Linked DNA regions of Homo sapiens: region 1 is linked to region 2. The links are chromatin loops, found by intact Hi-C in ENCODE. Cell type or tissue: heart right ventricle. All regions are shown on one strand. Links, peaks and the distances in the headings refer to the core of each region. The heading gives the core; the rest is flanking DNA.

Region 1 (5,000 bases), core at 1-5,000, 72 kb before region 2:
TATTTACATATCATAAATGTTCATTTATTTTTGAATTAGTATCTGTGAAAAATTGATGGTATTAATGGCCCAATTACTCCCTTCCTAAACATATGACATTCAGGGTGTGACTTTCCAGCTTCTTCCATCAAAAGGTAGTGGCAACATAGTAATACTGAGTCTTCTAATCCATGAACATGAAATGTCTACTTATTTATAACTTTCCTTAATTTCTTCCAGTATTGTTTTATAGTTGTCAGTGTACTTCCTCTACTTTTGGTGTTAAATGTATTCCTAAATATTTAGTTCTTTTAATGCTATCATGAATAGAATTTTTGCTTAAAATTATTATAGGATTGTTCACTGCTAGTATACAAAAATACAATTTTTGCTACCTCTAACAATTTTGCTACCTCTAGCTGGCTTTGTTACTTGTCTTGGCCAAGAAAATGTGGCAGATCTGACAAGGTCACAGTACCAAGTCTAGATCTCATGAAATCCTGAAACCTGGCAGTTTGTTTACTTGGAAAGCTGACATCACCATGTAAACAAGTGATGGCTACCCTGCTGGAGGATGAGACATGTAGCTTACTGAATCTCCAGACACAAGTGACACAATCTTAGATCATCCATTGCTTAGACACGTAAGCAAGCTCAGCTCAGAGTAAGAGAATTACTCAACTTGCTCACTTTACCATTACCCATAATAAATGCTTACTATATTGTGTAACAAGTTTAGAAACAGTACGTCATACAAACCAAGTTAACTGATACACTATCTATGAATAACATGAAATATTAATGCTTGGTAAATAAATGGCTACACAGCTCATTTTAATCACTGAGCTAGATATATGTCATCTGAAAACATGCAAAGGCTGGACGTGGCGGCTCACATCCATAATCCTAGCTTTTGGGGTGGCAGAGGCAAGAGGATTGTTGAGCCCAGGAATTCAAGACCAGACTGGGCAAAGTACTGAGACCCTGTCTCTACAAAAATAAATTTAAAAATTAGCCAGGCATGGTAGCACATACCTGAAGTCCCAGCTACTCCAGAGACTGAGAAAAGAAGATCACTTGAGCCCAGAAGGTTGAGACTGCAGTGAACTGTGATCGCACCACTGTGCACAAGCCTGGGTGAGAGACACCCCATCTCAGAAAAAATAAAGAAAGGAAACACTTTCAAACAATATATCAAGGTGTAGTTCAAGAAATGATTCAAAACATAATATTAAAGTTGCAAAACTCTGTGATACATTTTTACTGAAAACTATCTGATAAATGGAATAAACATGTTTGAACTTTAAAAATCAGAAAAGAGGTCAGTCATGGTAGTTAACACCAGTAATCCCAGCACTTTAGTAGTCCGACATGGATGGAGCCCAGGAATTTGAGACCAGCCTGGGCAACAGAGTGAGACCCCATCTCTACAAAAAAATTAAAAAATTAGCCAGGTATGCTGTTATGTACCTGTAGTCCTAGCTACTCAGGAGACGGAGGCAGGAAGATCACACTGATTTCAGCAGTGGCCTGTTTGGTGGGGCCACTGTGAAGATGCTGGGTGCAGTGGGGGAGGCGCTAGCTGGGGCTGCATGCTCTATGAACCTGCGGGAGCGAGGGACAGGCAGGGAGCCCCTCTTCCTATCAAGTAGGCAGGGCTGGAGCCCCACGCTCTGGGGCACAGCTATAGCCACACAGCTCCAGACCAAGGAATCCCTGTGCTCTTGGGGTCCCAGGAAGCCCCTTGTCCCTGCAGCTTTGAAAGTGCCTGATCCTGTGGCCTGGCCTCTCCCTGCTCCTGGTGTCCGCTCTCTGGAGTGAAGCAAAGCTGTGGCTGAGTCCGGGCACTATTACGACCCAGCTGGGTGTGCACACACATAGGGCGGCACTGTCATGCCGGCCCCCTGCCACCTCAGTCCCTTCAGGACTTCGGGCACCAGCGAGCGCAGGAGAGAGGGTGATGAGCAGCTAAGGGTGGCTCAGCATGTGCCTGCAAGCACCCCTCAGCTCAAAAACCTGGGCGCCATGGATGACATGCTGATGGTGGCAGAAAGCAGACAGGCTCTCGGGCAGAAACAGGCAGCTCCCCAGTGAAGCCCCGCCTTAAAGCCAGGTATGGCCTGAAGCATGGGGGCCAGGCTGTCACTTCCAGGTGAAGCCCCTGCCAGGAGTGACAACTTATGGTGCTTTTTCCAGCCTGCCCTTGGACGAACCAGCATGTACTTCCTCCCTTCTGAGCCCATAAAAACCCTGGACCCAGCCAGGACTACCAGCTACGGGAAGGAGTTACCCACCTTGGGTCTCCTCAATTCATGGTGACAAACTGCCTGTGGAAAGGAGCTACCCACTCCAGGTCTCACCTCTGCTAAGCGCTGGACATTCATTAGGACAACCTGCTTGCAGAAAGGAGCTACCCACTGCAGCTCTCCTCTCCACTGAGAGCTGGAGACTCATTGGGACTACCTGCCTTCAGAAAGGAGCTACCCAGTGAGGGTCTCCTCTCTGCTGAGAGCTGGACACTAATCAGGATGACCTGCCTACGGAAAGGAGCTACCCACTCAGGTCTCCCGAGAGCTGCCGTTACTCACTGAAGCTCCTCTCTGCCTTGCTCACCATCCAGTTGTCCGTGTACCTCATTCTTCCTGGATGCAGGACAAGAACTTGGGACCTGCCAAATGGCAAGACTAAAAGAGCTATAACACAAATGGCTTGAAACATGCTCCCCCACTGCTCACCACATTGTGGGCAATCAAAAGGAGAGAAGAGCTAGGGCCCTTCAGGGACCCTAGAGTCAGGGGCTCCCTGAACCAGGGTTGTGACAACCTCTTTGGGGTTCTGTGGTTCCTGCTTTCTCCAAGCTTCCGGGTGCCATCATGTTCCCCTCGTCCAGATGTGGGTGCCCACAATGGAAGTCACGTGCAGTACATCTGATCAAGCCGCAGCTTTGCACAGAGCCAGCATCTGTACCGGCACCTAGGGCTGCCCGCCCCACCGAAGCAGCTGACGTGCCTGGCTGCGTGCAGTGGCCAGAACCCATACTTGCTCCACTCTGTGCCTGGCTCACCCTTGGAAGGCATGGGATTTGGGTGAGTAGCACGAGCCAAGCACAGCCTGCCAAGCCAAGTGGATGGAACAAGTCCAGCAGGCACAAGCAGTACTCAGGTAAAAGGCACCGCCTGCCACAGAGGTTTCCAGCTGGCAAAGCAACACCCCAAGTAGCCCATGACAACTTAAGCCTGTGAAGTAGAGGTTGCAGTGAGCCATGATCTGCCACTGCACTCCAGCCTGGGCCACAGAGCGAGACCTGTATAGCTTATCTTCACAGAGTATGTCCCAAATTATGCCTCTCACCTTTTTAAAACAAGATAGGAAACACTTATTTCAGAAAAATTAACAATGCCACTCTTCGTAAGAATAACTATGTAGAATAAATATGCTATAAGCCTTAAAAATGTATTGTATTAAAATACTTCAATGTTGCGTTTCTGGCAAATGACTTTATTTTTTTTTGAGACGGAGTCTCGCTCTTGTCGCCCAGGATGGAGTGGAGTGGAATGGCACGATCTTGGCTCACTGCAACCTCCACCTCCCAGGTTCAAGCGATTCTCCTGCCTCAGCCTCCCAAGTAGCTGGGATTACAGGCATGTGCCACCACGCCTGGCTAATTTTTATATTTTTAGTAGAGACGGGGTTTTACTATGTTCGCCAGGGTGGTCTCGAACTCCTGACCTCAGATGATCCACCAGCCTTGGCTTCCCAAAGTGCTGGGATTACAGGCATGGGCCACCGCGCCTGGCCGACTCATTTATTTAAATAAATTAAGATACAAAGAAAATGATCCTTAAATAAACGCCTTCAGAACACAATTGTCTGAGCATTGAAAGGTGTTTACTATGGAAAACAATGATCCAAAACTTAAACAAGAGTCATGTATTTTGATATCTGATAACATATACCAAAAGCTCTGTTCAAATGTTCCCTATAACGTGTACCTTAAGGCATAGTTTAAAAGACAAAAAACTTCTTAAAGTCATTTAAAAATAAATAATATTAAGTGATTAATAATAAGGTACTGGATATAGAAAGGTAAACACAGAGACACTTATTAGCAAAGAAATAGGGAGAAATTAAAATAACCCTGCAATACTTTTGTGTATGCAATTTATCAAGAAATGTTGAAAGAGAACAAAACAAATGTTGGCTCATTCTGGAGCTTCTTTGTCATCATTAATGTATTCAGGTTTTCACAGCTGAACTGCTATACTTTGAAAAGATTTTCATGAAAGGAAATTCATATTCAATGTTTAAACAAAGCTGTCAGGTTACCAAGATTAAAATTCGTTTGAGTGTCCAGAAAATATTTTCTTAAAAAATAAAAATAAAAACTAAGTTGGTCTTTATTTGCAAACAAAATAAAAGAAGGCTTTGTTTACCAGTGTGTATTTATTTTTGGAGCAAATATAGAGAAAGAATAATTTTAAAGCAAAAGACGAACTATTTTATATGGCTATTTTTTCATTACTAGTTCTGTTTCTCAAATTGATACAAATGATCTCCTTCTGTTTCTGTCTGTCTGCTTGCCTTGTCAGTACAACTAATTGTCAGGATTGGGGAGATCTCCTATATCTAAACAGAAGACGTGCAGTTTGTAACCTGCTTAATTCGCCTTATGTCCTACATGCCCTCAGTATGGTGTTCATTAAAGTCTCAGATGTTTTGTTTGTATCAGTGGCAGCCTAAGCACAGGCTTATTTTTCTTTGTTAAAAGGCCAGATTGTGCATAAATATACACCTAATCTATGTGAATGTGTGTATATGTGTGTTTAAATGGCAAAAAATTACCATGCATGTAAATACTTCTTAGTGTTTCCATCGCTTGCTCTCACACCCGAACTTCGACTATTGCCTAGATGTAAGAACAGCACCCCTCAGGCTTTACAGAGAACTTTAATATAACAGCCATCTCTAAAATTAGATAAACCATATAAGAACTGCAAGTTGTTATAAATGAATTCTATGGA
Region 2 (7,923 bases), core at 1,144-6,143:
AGTAATAATTTGTTAAACCTTGGTTATTAATTTTAAACTACTTCCAACAATCTTTATTAAATTATCAAGTGGTGGCCAGGCAGGGTGGCTCATGCCTGCAATCCCAGCACTTTGGGAGGCGGAGGCAGGTGGATCACCTGAGGTCAGGAGTTAGAGACCAGCCTGACCAACATGGTGAAGACCTGTCTCTACTAAATACAAAAAAATATATAGCCGAGTGTGGTGGCGCATGCCTGTAATCCCAGTTACTTGGGAGGCTGAGGCAACAGAATCACTTGAACCTGGGAGGCAGAGGTCGCAGTGAGCCAAGATTGCGCCATTGCACTGCAGCCTGGGCAAGAGAGCGACACTCCATCTCAAAAAAATAAGATAAAATAAAATAAATTATCAATTGGCAATTTCTTTTCTATATCTTATTTGTACTATGGTGCAGAGAATTGGTATTTCTTCTGTTCAGTGATGTACACTACTACTAGTCATAAAACATTTAAAAGTAAAGATATCTAAAAACGAGTCCTTGTTCATTTTAATGAGTTTTCTCTATAATAAATATATGAATAAAAATGGAGACATTAACAATTAAGAAAACAAGCCTTTAGTATGATTTTTATTAAAAGTTGCAAAAGTCATACTATAAAATTCAACAAATATGTAACAAGTTGTAACTTCAGTCACCCATTCAATATAGTTGTTTTAATAATGAATGGCGCAGGCGCTGTGGCTCACGCCTGTAATCCCAGCACTTTGGGAGGCCAAGGCTGTTGGATCACTTGAGGTCAGGAGTTCAAGACCAGCCTGGCCAATATGGTGCAACCTCGTCTCTAGTAAAAATACAAAAATTAGCTGGGTGTGTAGTGCATGCCTGTATTCCCAGCTACTCGTGAGGCTGAGGCAGGAGAATGGCTTGAACCCAGGGGGCGGAGGTTGCACTGAGCCAAGATTGAGCCACTGTACTCCAACCTGGGCAACACAATGAGACTCTGTCTAAAATAATAATAATAATAATAATAGTAATAATAAGAATAATAATAATAATGAATGGCTTCCTACTATCCTTTTGCAAAGTGGATTGTCATGTGAAAGATACAATTAATCCATTTTACTTCACAATCTCTAATGGTTTTTCATAGGCTTCCTGTAAAACAATTTAATATGAAGGATGATGACCTCATGAGTATCAAAATTGACTAATATTCTGTTTACGTGGATAAATGATACATTGTTATCAAATCAAACCTCTTAAATCATTGAGTCTTTCCCCTTCTATGTGCTTTGGAATTATTACTAAAGTATTTGTTAGGAAAATATTTACTACTATGAATATGTGTTAAATGGGTAAGGTCAGGGTTAAAAGCGGGCCATTTAAGAATACTGATTTCCCCATTACCTTGCTGATTCCTATCTGCAGTAAAAGTTTACTTTAGGATACTGATTCCACTGCCTATAATTTCAGTCTTCTACATCACTCTGAAATACCACTACACTGTTAAAAATGGTCATGTTCATCTGAATTGAAACACACCTGTAAAAGTTAAACAAGACTCAATAAATATTTGAAATTTAAAACACAGGGTACACACACAAAGTTAAAAACAACAACAACAACAAAAAAAAAAAACACCACAGAAGGTCTTCTTCTACAGCTTTACCCACAGTCAAGGTAAGAAGCACTCTAATCTACAATGCTTACTGCATGGCCACAATTAAAATTATGGTAAAACAAAATGTCATAAAATAATTTCAAAATTTTTTAATCCAATATGTTATATGTTTAGTTCTTGGGGCAATCTAACTACTGTGAGTCACAAAATGTTATTTTGCCATAAAGATAAAGCACTTACATATCTGTGAACATCACCAAATACCACATAATATAAAGTGAAGATATCAATAAACTGTCATCACCCTGACTTTTACAATGTGCCTGCAATAAAATGTGACTATAAATTTATGTCATGTTCACATGAAACTAAAACCAAAAAAAATCCCAGTTCTCTTCCTCTTCCATCTATAATTTAAAAATTTATTTGAAAAAAATATTACAAAACTTTCAATATATAGCTTTAATTAAAAAACAAGTATTAAACACTAAGAAAACAGTAAATAGCTCTGTGTGTGTGTGTGTATGTGTGTGTATTTAAGTGCATAAACATGCACTCTCTCTAATATACACACATACAGCAAAAGATTTCCTCCCATGGCTACACCATTGCTTTGCAGACAACAAGCTAATTTGGGTTCCTATCATGCTGATCGGTCATACAGCAATACAAAACAGAAATAAGTAAAGACGACCATCTGCTTGTTAGCTGAAACTATAAAAGTATATCTTTTTAATAAACAATAAAATTAGTTTGACAGGGCAGAGACCACCTGAATAGAAAATCAAATATTTCATGTTATTTAAGGTGTATGTCTGCTGGCTATTAAAATACTCCTCTTTAATTTATTACAGCAACACACACAATACTCATGTCATCCTCATTTTCTAAATCAATAATCAGCACAGCATGCTTCATTAACAGTGACCAATCACGGATGAGCTGGGGATCTCATTTTACAACATGAGCATTCCTAAGACATAAACCATCTGCTACTTGTAGTAACAGAAAAATCAAATTAATCCATTCTTATCATGCATTCAGATTTTAAAGCAATTAAAGATGCTCTTAGTGTAATCGCAGCCACAGAAGTAGTTCTGTAATGAGGGAAGCAAACTCTTCACTGAACTTTCTGTCATTCTCAATACATTTGAAAACTTTACAAGCTTTCTGCACTCCAGTGGGCCATTGTTCTCTGAACACAGATGTTGAAAACAACAAGCAATTTTTATTAAACATTTAATCTTTGCACATTTGAAGGAGTTTAAATACTGAACAGTGATCAAAACATAAAACATATAAACACAAAAAACAACTGCGTATTAAAATAAGGCATAATGTCTACTTTAAACTTATAATAAGAAGAAATTCACAGATGAAGTTTTTCTGATTCCTTAAACTTCTGCCCTTACCCCTTTTATTTTCTAACACATATGGTATGTGTTGATACCATCTTCAACATCTGCAGCACCTGAGCAATGGCATGGGAAACCTTGTTTCTGAGCAGTATACATTTGTAGTTTTATGTAAATTTATTCCCTTAGGCTGTCTCTAATATGTGAAAACTGTTACTCAACAACTAAAATTTGAATATACAGAACATCAGTCCTTCCAGATGATTAACACAAGGACCTATGATCTTAAGAGAGAAAAAAAAAAAGGTAATAACAATCACCGAAGTATCAAAGAAGTAAGCTTTATAAAGCAAAGGAACTAACATGGCTGGACAAAGCTCCCTCCTGTTAGAGACCTTATGCTTCAAAATCATAATTCAAGTAGAGAATTTTGGAAAGATTTCAAAGGAAAATCAAAATAATTATTAGTTTCTGAATAAATTGTATAAATCATCTTCCTAAATCAAACAGCACACTAAGGATGTATAGGAGTTGACTAGACCAGGTTGAGGGGAAGAACATTCTGGAGGTTGAAGTAAGCAGAAAGGCAAATCATGAAAGAAGACATTCATTCCAAGAGCAATTACTAAAAATGGAACACATGCCTGGCACTATTCTAGGCCCTAGGACATAGTACTAAATAAGACACTAGTCTCTGACCAAATAGAGCTTAAATGCTACTGGTGGGAGACAGAAAATAAACAAATATAAAAACACCAGGTGGTGGTGCTAATAGCTATGATAAAAATTTCAAAAAGTTGATGAGATGGAGAGAGAATGGGGTCTATTTTAGACTGGGTATTCAGATATCTGAAGAGGTGACATTTAAACAGAGTTGAGTGACAAAAAAAGGAGTTTGTCATGGGAGTTTGGATGAAGGTTATTTATTCCAGTGAGAAAAAACAGGTAATACAGAGGCCCAAAGGCAGAACTGAGCTTTGGAATAAATCCAGAATTCCAGGGCTAGAGAAATAGTATATCCTAACGCATAACATGAAAATTTTGCATTTACCAGTGTTTTTGTTTACTATTAATGTTTTAGCCTGAAATCCTGCCTGGGAGACAGAAAATATACTGTTATTATACAAACTCAGTAAAAAATACAAAATTGACTACATGATAGGTGTTTACTCTTTATTAGATTAACAGACTAAGCACAAATATACTTGGGGCACCATATTTCAGACAAAAGAGAGATGGGTAAGAAAGAGAGGGAATGGTGTCATGTGTCCCTGCTGCTATTTAAAGAACTCTCCATAGTCACTGTAAAGAGGTCACCAGTCAATACACAAAGTCCTTAGCCAATGCCGTAAGAACTGCAATTCTTATCTTTTAAAATGTTCCTTGTAAAACTACAATGAGATTCTATTTTTTACTTGTTACACTGGCAAAAATCCAAAAGTCTGGCAACACACATTAGTAGTAACACTGGGAAAGACCAGCTTTCCCTCCACACATTGCTGAAAAAAGTAGGAAATGGTACAACACCAAGGGAGGGGGATTTGTACTATTTAACAAAACTACAAATGTATTTTCTCTTGATCCAGAAAATCCAAAATGGAAATTATTCCTGCAAGTCTAACAGCACACACATATATATGTACATGTCCCAAATCTCCAAAAACCACAAGCAATATCCTAACTTTGACACAAAGTCGTTTTTGCAACAAAATTTGACTTGAATTGATATAAAGCTATTTATGGTCTTTATTTAACCAACAGTGTGAATAATCACACATTTCCCATCAGAAATAGTAACTTATTTGTTTACTGAGTGCTGCCTCCACTGGAAGTATTCTGTAATTTTAGAACATGTATCATGTTAACAATTCTAAAATCCCGAAAATTATGAATACCAAAACATTTAGTCCCCTTGCGGGTTCAGATAAGAGACTTAGGACCTATATAATTCATTACAATATTGTTTACAGAAGGTAAATGTTGACAACAATCCAAGTATTTACCAATAGGGAACTTGTTGAATTTTCTATGGACAAGTGCTCCTTCCTTCCCTCTTTTAAATCCTGTCAACATCTATTCCCTAAACATTCAGCCTACTACGTCAGTTTAAGGATGTAGTATCTTCTGTTTCTATGGCACGTACTATTTTTAGTCAACTTTCACCTCATCTGTCTCCTAAATTAAGGAATACAAGGACATATAAGATAGAATCCCTATTCTACAGCACCATAACATATTTGGTGAGAAAAGACTGCATTGAATAACCTAAAATGTACATAACAGCTTGAGGTCATCAAGAAGAGGTTATCAGTCAATATAAAAAGCCATTAACGAAGCCCATTACTTACCATTTCACTAATCCATTCTTTTAAAGGAACTCACCCGAAACATCGTTTGGAAATAATCTTTCAAATAAATTATAACGCAACTCACAGAGGAGTAATGTGGGAGACCAGTCAGAGTTCTAATGGCTGCTCACAGCTAATGAAACCAGTGGGGAAGCTCTCCTGGGGTGAAGCTGGTACATGTCCTCAAAGGATAGTGAAATGGCAAAAGAAAACACTACTGTAGGCAGGAAGTTTTATCTAAGAGGCTTAGTTTGATCATACTCTGGTTGAGGTGAAGCACAGGGATACAACTTTACTTTCCTATTATTCTTATGTTATGCTCAGGAACATGTTCTAGAAAACCAACAAAGGTTACTGACGAATATATATACATTCTTTATTCTCCCCCATCATGGAGCACTTTTCTGCACTTGGGTACTGAGTAAAAACTTTACACAAATGGGATTTGGCCTGGATCCTAAAAGGCATGCAGAATTTGGATACTAAAAACCACATCTACTTTCTCCCTAAAATCTTTCCATGCTTGTGTCACTGACAGTTTCCTTGTAATTCATAAAGCCCTTCCATTATCTCTTCTTTTCATATATTTAATATCTGTGCTTTTTTTTTTTCTTTTTTTTTGGAGACAGAGTCTCACTCTGTCGCCAGGCTGGAGTGCAGTGGCGCGATCTTGGCTCACTGCCACCTCCGCCTCCCAGGTTCAAGCGATTCTCCTGCCTCAGCCTCCCAAGTAGCTGGGATTACAGGCACGTGCCACCACGTCCAGCTAATTTTTGTATTTTTAGAAGAGATGGGGGTTTCCCCATGTTGGCCAGGATGGTCTCGATCTCCTGACCTTGTGATCCACCCTCCTAGGCCTCCCAAAGTGCTGGGATTACAGGCATGAGCCATTGCGCCAGGCCTTGTGCTTTTTTTTTTCTAATGCAAGTTGACAATGAATTTATTAACTCTGTAATCCAAAATGTATCTGAGACAAGTCTCAATCAATTTAGAAGTTTATTTTGCCAAAGTTAAGGAATACGACACATGGCACAGCCTCAAGAGGTCCTAAGAACATGTTCCCAAGGTGGCTGGGTTATAGCTTGATTTTATACGTTTCAGGGATACATACGACATGAATCAATATATGTGAGGTATACACTGGTTCTGTCCAGAAAGGCGGGGCATCTCAAAGCAAAGGGGGCTTCCAGGTCATAGGTGGATTCAAAGATTTTCTGGTTGGCAATTAGCTGAAAGAGTTAAGTGGTCATCTTCAGAGGCAATAGATGGCAACTGTTTCTCCTATTAAATCTTTAAAAGGTATTGGACTCCCAGCTAATCTCTTCAGGATCAGAAAAACAGCTGGGAAAGGAATGGGACTGTGATTCTATTCAGAATGTAAACTTCTCCCACAAGAGATAACCCTGAAGGGCCATTTCAAAACATGTTAAATATGGGGTAAAATGCTTTGATTTCTTACAGGGCCTGCTATCTGTCATGTGATGCTATACTACAATCAGGGTGGTATTTGTTATCTTAGTGCTACAAAGAGTCTGTTTTGTCAGTCTTCTAATCTCTATTTTAATGTTAATGCTGCTCAGTTTTGTGCCTGAACTCCAAAGCAAGAAGAGTACAAACAAGCCATGACCGACCTTTCCATTCCTGTCATGGCCTGAGCAAGTTTTTCGGGGTTCTTTGGAATCCCCTTGGACAACAAGAGGATCCATTCAGTTGATTGGGGGCTTAGAATTTTATTTTTGGTTTACATCTCTAACCACTGAAATTGCTGATATTTAATAGTTTGGTTTTTTTTTTGAGACAGGGTCTCGCTCTGTCACCCAGGCAGTGGCGCAATCTCAGCTCCCTGCAACCTCTGCCTCCCAGGTTTAAGTGACTCTCCTGCCTCAGTGTCCCAAGTAGCTGGGACTACAGGTATGTACCACCACACCTGGCTAGTTTTTTTGTATTTTTAGTTAGAGACAGGGTTTCACCATGTTGGCCAAGCTGGTCGTGAACTCTTGACCTCAGGTGATCCACCCGCCTTGGCCTCCCAAAGTGCTGGGATTACAGGCATGAGCCACCGTGCTTAGCCTAGTTTGTTTTTAAGCCTACAAAAAAATAAGAAATTTCTATTGGTTTAAAATTCATTTCCATTTCCTGTATTTTCATCATCATCTTCACCTTTTCATGACTAGTCACTACTCAATCTAGGCTCTCCTCATTGCTTACCACAGACATTACAATAACTACTAAGCCTGCCTCTACACCTTTGGTTTCTCCTCTCGATGCCATCTTACAAGCTAATATCGGAATAATCTCCAAGAGCATAAGGTTTGATTTTGGCATGTCTTATTGCATACCTTTCTGTCTCATCCCTGAAAGCTTAATAGAATGCAACTGATCAAGAGTGACATTTTTAAAAGATAATCTTAAATTAGCTCTGATTTATCAAAAAGGTAACTCATTTTCAAATTTTGATAATATAATTATTTTTATTAACAATTTACTTAGGAAAACTTTCCATAAATGATTGTTATACACTACAGAACCATTAAGAGCATGAAGTTACCATTAGTAACTGCCTTAGAACAATAATTTACATACAGAAGTGAACTATACTCACTGACCACTTCTTTTGTT

The links. Peaks named below come from ENCODE experiments on the same cell type or tissue, not always from the same donor. Only the 100,000 strongest peaks of a DNase experiment are listed, where the experiment ranks them.
Region 1: it touches region 2 in a loop (3-fold over the local background); 1 of 110 quality-filtered maps calls a loop at or near these places.

The regions. Positions count from the first base shown.
Region 1 is chr3:17,478,264-17,483,263 of GRCh38, forward strand. The region is part of intron 3 of TBC1D5 (TBC1 domain family member 5); the gene reads right to left. Among named protein-coding and RNA genes, the nearest start is that of TBC1D5, 260 kb to the right of the region's middle. In heart right ventricle, for the core only: no CTCF peak of the experiment used is centred there; a DNase peak (open chromatin) is centred at 3,088.
Region 2 is chr3:17,548,943-17,556,865 of GRCh38, forward strand. The region is part of intron 2 of TBC1D5 (TBC1 domain family member 5); the gene reads right to left. Among named protein-coding and RNA genes, the nearest start is that of TBC1D5, 190 kb to the right of the region's middle. In heart right ventricle, for the core only: no CTCF peak of the experiment used is centred there; no DNase peak of the experiment used is centred there; H3K27ac peaks cover 1,701 bases.